2 separate regions of the Homo sapiens genome follow, and region 2 is linked to region 1. A link is a contact called in ENCODE Hi-C or POLR2A ChIA-PET data. All regions are on one chromosome and are shown on one strand. Each heading gives the region's core, a stretch centred on a gene start or an enhancer-like site at or near the end of the contact. The rest is flanking DNA. Distances are from core to core; before and after follow the strand shown. Region 1 holds the start of RPS27 (ribosomal protein S27). Region 2 holds the start of FLAD1 (flavin adenine dinucleotide synthetase 1).

Region 1 (3,210 bases), core at 1-2,500:
CCTCTCCCAAAAAAGCAGATGCATGATGATCCACCCACAGAAAGCTACATCTTTTTTCTCAACTCTTAGCTACCTGCGCATTTGTATCACTGGTTACTTCCTATCAACTTAAGCCCTTTTATCACCCATTTATCCCCGCTTTAGACAGTAGTGCTTTGAGATTAATACATAGCTTTTGGTAGTATCTAGTTAAAACAACCAAATCCAACACTTCTTGTCTAAAAATTTACATTATAGATGATCCCTGTCACTGTTAAGACCGAAAAATCCTAAGAAATGTTTCCATTTCTAAAAATCAAACTCAAAGCCCCAAATCACATTAGTAAACCATTTACCTTCTGTAAGCCTTGCTTTTCCTCCTGTAGGCTGGCAGAGGACAGTGGAGCAGCCAACACACAAAACTACCGTTTGTGCATGGCTAAAGACCGTGGTGATTTTATAGCATCCTGAAAGAAAAGCAGATAACATTTTTTTCCTCTATTACACCCGTCTTTCCTGCACTTATGCCCAACTCATCATCCATTACATTGTTTCCCAACACAAAAAAACGTAGGGGTTGTATGTGAAATGTGATGAGAGATCACGGTGAAATGAATCACTCCTCCTAAGATGCAAAACTTTGCCAGTCTCATACATTCAAATTTTAAGAGTATCAGGGAAAATATTTTCCACAGGCGAAGAAACTGAAGCTGCTGCACAGCTTCAAGGATACGAGACAGCTAACACTACAACATTTTCCAACTGTTGAGGTCCAGTGCTTTCCCCACTACAGCAAGCCGTCTCCTCACCTGGGCATTTCACATCCATGAAGTAGGAATTGGGGCTCTGCACCAGGCGTTTCTTCTTGTGTTTCCTCTTCTCCTCTTCTGGAGAGGGATGAAGGAGATCCTTTGCGAGCTAAGAGGGACAGAAATGCAGAGATTTAGAAACCAACAGCGAAAATGGGATGGTCGAAAATAGCCCCCACTGTCACACACCGGGGAGAGCTCGCCCCTCGCCGCCCCTGGTGTCTGCGCAGCTGGGCCGCCATCTTATCTCCTCTCCGCTCCCGTCTATGCGGGTGGCCCGTGGGCCGCTGCGGTCCCTGGAGTTAATGTCCTAAGAAGTGCAGAGGGTAAATGAGGACCCTCTACGATCCGAAATCAGCGTGAGGGGAGAGTTCGGACAGAACAGCGAGATCTCCGCCGAAACCTGGACCAAAGCACTCACAGGCATGTTCTCGTGTGCGTAGGTCGTCACCGCCGGAAAGGAGCGAAAGCGGAAATCCTGCCCCTTATATAGAGCACACTACAGGAAATGACGCAAGGATCTTGTGCCACCATGTTTGGAACGTCTTACTTTGATCCGCCGCAGTGGGGAGACAAGGGAGCTGCCATTTTCGGAAGGTCTTTAACTGTTAGTTGTGACACATATGCGTCACCATGTTGAGAGGGTTACCTTGCTAATTTGAGGTCAGCGTTTGATCACTATCCAGGGATAAATGGACACTTTTAAAATTTTGTGCCATACCTTGACAGTTGGAGCCTAATAAATAGGAAAGGTTGAGGAAAACACCAGGGAGAAGGAGCCATATCCAGGACTTCCGTCCTATTTTTTAAATACCTATATTCTTAACTCTTTTTCTATTGGTTTAATTTAACAGTTTAGGCCGGGCGCAGTGGCTCATGCCTGTAATCCCAGCACTTAGGGAGGCCAAGGCGGGTGGATCACCTGAGGTCAGCAGTTCAAGACCAGCCTGGCCAACATAGTGAAACCCCGTCTCTACTAAAAATACGAAAATTAGCCAGGCGTGGTGGCGTGTGCCTGTAATCCCAGCTACTCTGGAGGCTGAGGCAGGAGAATCGCATGAACCTGGGAGGCGGAAGTACAGTGAGCCGAGATCCACTCCAGCCTGGGTGACAGAACAAGACTCTGTCTTAAATAAATAAATAAACAGGGGAGACATGGTTTGGTCAGTGAAAAGAAATAGGGAAGACTCAAGGAGATAATGAGAGGTGAGAGAATGGACAAAAAGAGATTGAATAGTTTAGCTTGAGAAGGGACAAGCATGGACACGGAAGGTGATGGGGATAAGTGAAAGATGCCTTCTTTTTTTTTATTTTTATTTTTATTTTTTTTTTAGACACAGTTTTGCTCTTGTTGCCCAGGCTGTAGTGTGATGGCGCCATCTCGGCTCACCACAACCTCCGCCTCCCGCGTTCAAGCGATTCTCCTGCCTCAGCCTCCCGAGTAGCTGGGATTACAGGCATGCGGCACCATGCCCGGCTAATTTTGTATTTTTAGTAGAGACGGGGTTTCACCATGTTGGCCAAGCTGGTATTGAACTCCCGACCTCACGTGATCCACCTGCCTCGGTCTCCCAAAGTGCTGAGAATACAGGCGTGAGACACCGCGTCCGGCCTTTAATTTTTTATAGGCAGCCAGAATAGGCTCGAGAGAGACTCCCTTGAATAATTTTTTCTTGCCCGGGCGCCGTGGCTCACGCCTGTAATCCCAGCACTTTGGGAGGCCGAGGCGGGTGGATCACGAGGTTAGGAGATCGAGACCATCCTGGCTAGCACGGTGAAACCCCGCCTCTACTAAAAATACAAAAAATTAGCCGGGCGCGGTGGCGGGCGCCTGTAGTCCCAGCTACTCGGGAGGCTGAGACAGGAGAATGGCGTGAACCCGGGAGGCGGAGCTTGCAGTGAGCGGAGATCGCGCCGCTGCACTGCAGCCTGGGCGACAGAGCGAGACTCCGTCTCAAATAATAATAATAATAATAATAATAATTTTTTCTTTGCCGGTCGCGGTGGCTCAGGCCTGTAATCCCAGCACTTTGGGAGGCTGAGGCGGGCGGATCACGTGACGTCGGGAGTTCGAGACCAGCGTGGCCAACATGGTGAAACCCCGTCTCGACTAAAAAAAAAAAAAAAAAAAAAAAATTTAGCTGGGCGTCGTGGCAGGCGCCTGTAATCCCAGCTACTCGGGAAGCTGAGGCTGGAGAATCGCTTGAACCCAAGAGGCGGAGGTTGCAGTGACCAGAGATTGAGCCATTGCACTTCTGCCTGGGTGACGAGCAAAACTTTGTCTCAAAAAATAAAATAAAAGTAAAAACAAAGGTTGGGCGCAGTGGCTCACGCCTGTAATCCCAGGCCTTTGGGAGGCAGAGGTGGGTGGATCACCTGAGGTCGGGAGTTCGAGAGCAGCCTGACCAACATGGAGAAAGCT
Region 2 (3,350 bases), core at 76-2,575, 990 kb before region 1:
TGGCACGATCTCAGCTCACTGCAACCTCCGCCTCCCACGTTCAAGCAATTCTCCTGCCTCAGCCTGCCAAGTAGCTGGGATTACAGGCATGCACCACCACGCCTGGCTAATTTTGTATTTTTAGTAGAGATGGGGTTTCTCCATGTTGAGGCTGGTCTCGAACTCCTGAACTCGTGATCCACCCGCCTCGGCCTCCCAAAGTGCTGGGATTACATGCGTGAGCCACCGCACCCGGCCAAAACTCTTAAATATACAATACACACACCTGTACCTCCTCTACTCGAGGGGCTTCCTGTCATTGTTGTGTAGCTCCTCTGCCCTCTACCATACTGCTTGGTAAATTGCAATGACCTTTTTATTTTTCTTTTTTTCAATCAGCTCTCTCAGGTTGAAAAATTGTAGGGACTTTGCTACAAGTTTTTCAGTAGAGTAATTGAAAGAATGAGGGTTAATTTTCCTCCAATATGCTGGATTCACTCCAGGATCCTACTGCAGCAAAGAGGCTCCCACCCTGTTTCACCTCCTTCCATGGAGGGATGTGCAGCAGGCCCTTAAGGACAGGAGAACGCAGCGCCCTCCCCCCTTTTCTGTCCCAGACACACCTTAAGGATCTCATCTCCAACAATGATGATGCCAGCCGTCACGCTGCGCCCCGGAGAAAGTTCAGAGGCCCTAGATGTCATGGTCCTGCCTTCTCTGCCCCTCTGCAAGGCCCTCCAGTAGCCACCCAGACCCCCAAATAGGGGTCGCAAGCACGGGGGGCCTGCCAGGTCTACAGGGCACTGGGGGCCATAGCCTGGGAACAGGGGGTCCTGGGTCGAGGGAACCTGGAGAAGCCAGAAAAGACAATGGGGGAGAGCAGGCGTGCGCGTGCTTCCTTCGAGGAAGACCCTAGTCTTCTCTAACCAGATCCTTGACAAGCGACTCCTTTGTTCCTGCCTCTGGAATAAACGTGTTCCCAAATCCCAACCCATGTCCTTTTAAATGTCTTGCTTAGCTCTAGTCTTAAAAACTTCTTCTCTCTTGAGAACCTACCACTTTAAGTGTCTTCCGTTTGCTGAGCTGGTCTCCTCAAGTGTCTGCTCTACCTTGGGCATCCGTACCCCTTTAAATGTCTACCTTATCCTGGGCCTTGGCCCTTTTCAATGCATTCGCTCTCCACCCCGGACCAAAATCCCGTCTCTTTCTACTTCAGGCTTCTGCACCCTTTCTAGCCCAGAATCCCTTCTTCCCACCAAGCTTCAGATTACTGAGCCCTCTTAGACTCTCACCTGCCTGTTCTGCCCCTTCACCGGCTCTTTCCCTTGTTCCTTTCCTCATGTCCCGGGGCAGCTTCCGTACTTAAAGTCCCGCCTTGCACCTAGCTGACATTGAATGGTGATTTTGGCTGTCGCTTAGACTCTTCCAGGGTCCCATTGGTGTATTCAACTGTCGCTCTCAGGCTTTAGCCAGTGGATGGGAGCAGGGCCGGATTGTTATAGGCGACAACCACGTGGTCACTTCTCGCCCGGAAATACGGGGGCCGGACCTTAGCCCACGGTCGGGGGCGGGACCTCGGGAGTTTAGGGCGGGAAAGGAGCCGTAGTTAAAGGTGCTGTAAGGCCCTCGGGGAGTTTCTGGTGCTGGATTCAAATAATTGTTATGCATGTGTTGCTTTGTTTTGTTTTGTTTAATGGGTCAGTTAGCCATGGTTTAAGCTGTTTTCATTCACCGTGACTCTAACACTAGGCTAAGGGCTTTTACTGGAGTGAGAAAGCATCTTATTTATAGCAGAAGGAAGTTGGAGGGACACCGAGAAAGATTATTACCACTGTCTGTCGGATATGAAGACCCTGGAGTAGGTGAGCTTTTGATGTGTGGAACCTTAATTTATCTCTAGTATAGTAGACAAAACGAATTACTTAAATCTCTTTGACAAGAAAGAGTCCAAAAACCCTCTCTTCCTCCACCTTGCTCCAGATGGTGCTTAGTTCAAATGACCTTTCCCAGTAATTGGTCTTGTAGGTGCAAATGAGGCAGCGAATAGGGAGTGCCTTACATGTTTACTCTGGATCCTCACATCATCCGAGCTTACCCCCATTTCAGTTGCCTTTGTTCTAAAAGTACATCTTAAACTTTTTTCCAACAATAATCTGGGGATCTTTTCATATGCAGATTGATTCAGTAGGTTTGGGTGGGGCCTGAGATCTGCATTTAGCTAGTTCCCATGTGATGGTGATCCCACTGCTCTATGGACTACATTTTGAATGGTAAGGGCCCGAATTCATTCTTTGTTTTTTTGAGACGGAGTCTCCCTCTGTCACCCAGGCTGGAGTGCAGTGGCGCGATCTCGGCTCACTGCAAGCTCCGCCTCCCGGGTTCACGCCATTCTCCTGCCTCAGCCTCCCGAGTAGCTGGGACTACAGGCGCCCGCCACCATGCCCGGCTTTTTTTTAAAAATTTTTTTATTTTCATTTTTTTTTTAGTAGAGACGGGGTTTCACTGTGTTAGCCAGCATGGTCTCGATCTCCTGACCTCGTGATCCGCCCGCCTCGGCCTCCCAAAGTGCTGTGATTACAGGCGTGAGCCACCGCGCCGGGCCGAATTCATTCTTTGTAGGACTGGTAAACCACACCTTGCCAAATTTTACTCTTCAAAACCCTTGGTCGGGCGCAGCACTTTGGGAGTCTGAGGAGGGAGGATTGCTTGAGTTCTCTCAATTGAAAAAAAGAAAAAAAGGCCGGGCGCGGTGACTCACGCCTGTAATCCCAGCACTTTGGGAGGCCGAGGCGGGCGGATCACCTGAGGTCAGGAGCTGGAGACCAGCCTGATCAACATGGAGAAACCCCGTCTCTACTAAAAACACAAAAAATTAGCCGGGCGTGGTGGCGGGAGCCTGTAGTCCCAGCTACTCAGGAGGCTGAGGCAGGAGAATGGCGTGAACCCGGGAGGCGCAGCTTGCAGTGAGCCGAGATTGTGTCACTGCACTCCAGCCTGGGCGACAGAACGAGGCTCCATCAAAAAGAAAAAAAATACCCTGTAAGATACACATCATGCTCATTTTACAGATGAGGAACAGGCTCAGAAAGGTGAAGGGATGCCACACAACCACAAAACACAGTGAATGGTGGACCCAGGTGATCAGGTGTCTAGACCATTCTTTTAAGTAATAAGCCCCCCCTCCCTTTTTTTTTTTTGAACCAGGGTCTCTCTGTTGCCCAGGCTCGAGTGCAGTGGCGCAAGCACCGTTCACTGCAGCCTCGACCTCCTGGGCTCAAGTGATCCTCCCATCTCAGACTCCAGAGTAACTGGGACCACAGGGGCGCCCCACCATGCCTGGCTAATTTTTGTATTTTTAGTAGAGACGGAGT

What was found. Hi-C counts contacts between places; a loop is a spot of excess contacts on that map. ChIA-PET counts read pairs that join two places held with the same protein, here RNA polymerase II (POLR2A). Pooled maps may share reads with other maps.
Region 2: a loop to region 1 is called in a pooled map, with 2.9 times the contacts of the local background. The contact joins the promoter of FLAD1 here to the promoter of RPS27 in region 1. A Hi-C loop is called at or near these places in 6 of 50 pooled maps. POLR2A ChIA-PET finds 5 or more read pairs at or near these places in 2 of 52 experiments (BJ and activated B cell).

What each region holds. Positions count from the first base shown.
Region 1 is chr1:153,988,802-153,992,011 of GRCh38, reverse strand. RPS27 (ribosomal protein S27) reads right to left here and starts at 1,250. Exons shown (of 4, transcript NM_001030.6): 1 at 1,210-1,250; 2 at 789-897; 3 at 336-446. The coding sequence starts at 1,215. It also overlaps a transcript of RAB13 not described here. RefSeq lists enhancers at 332-1,312, 1,010-1,369, 326-1,525.
Region 2 is chr1:154,981,319-154,984,668 of GRCh38, reverse strand. It overlaps FLAD1 (flavin adenine dinucleotide synthetase 1), which reads right to left and starts at 1,325. Exons shown (of 7, transcript NM_025207.5): 1 at 603-1,325. The coding sequence starts at 974. RefSeq lists a silencer at 1,413-1,592 and enhancers at 1,475-2,072, 2,673-3,270.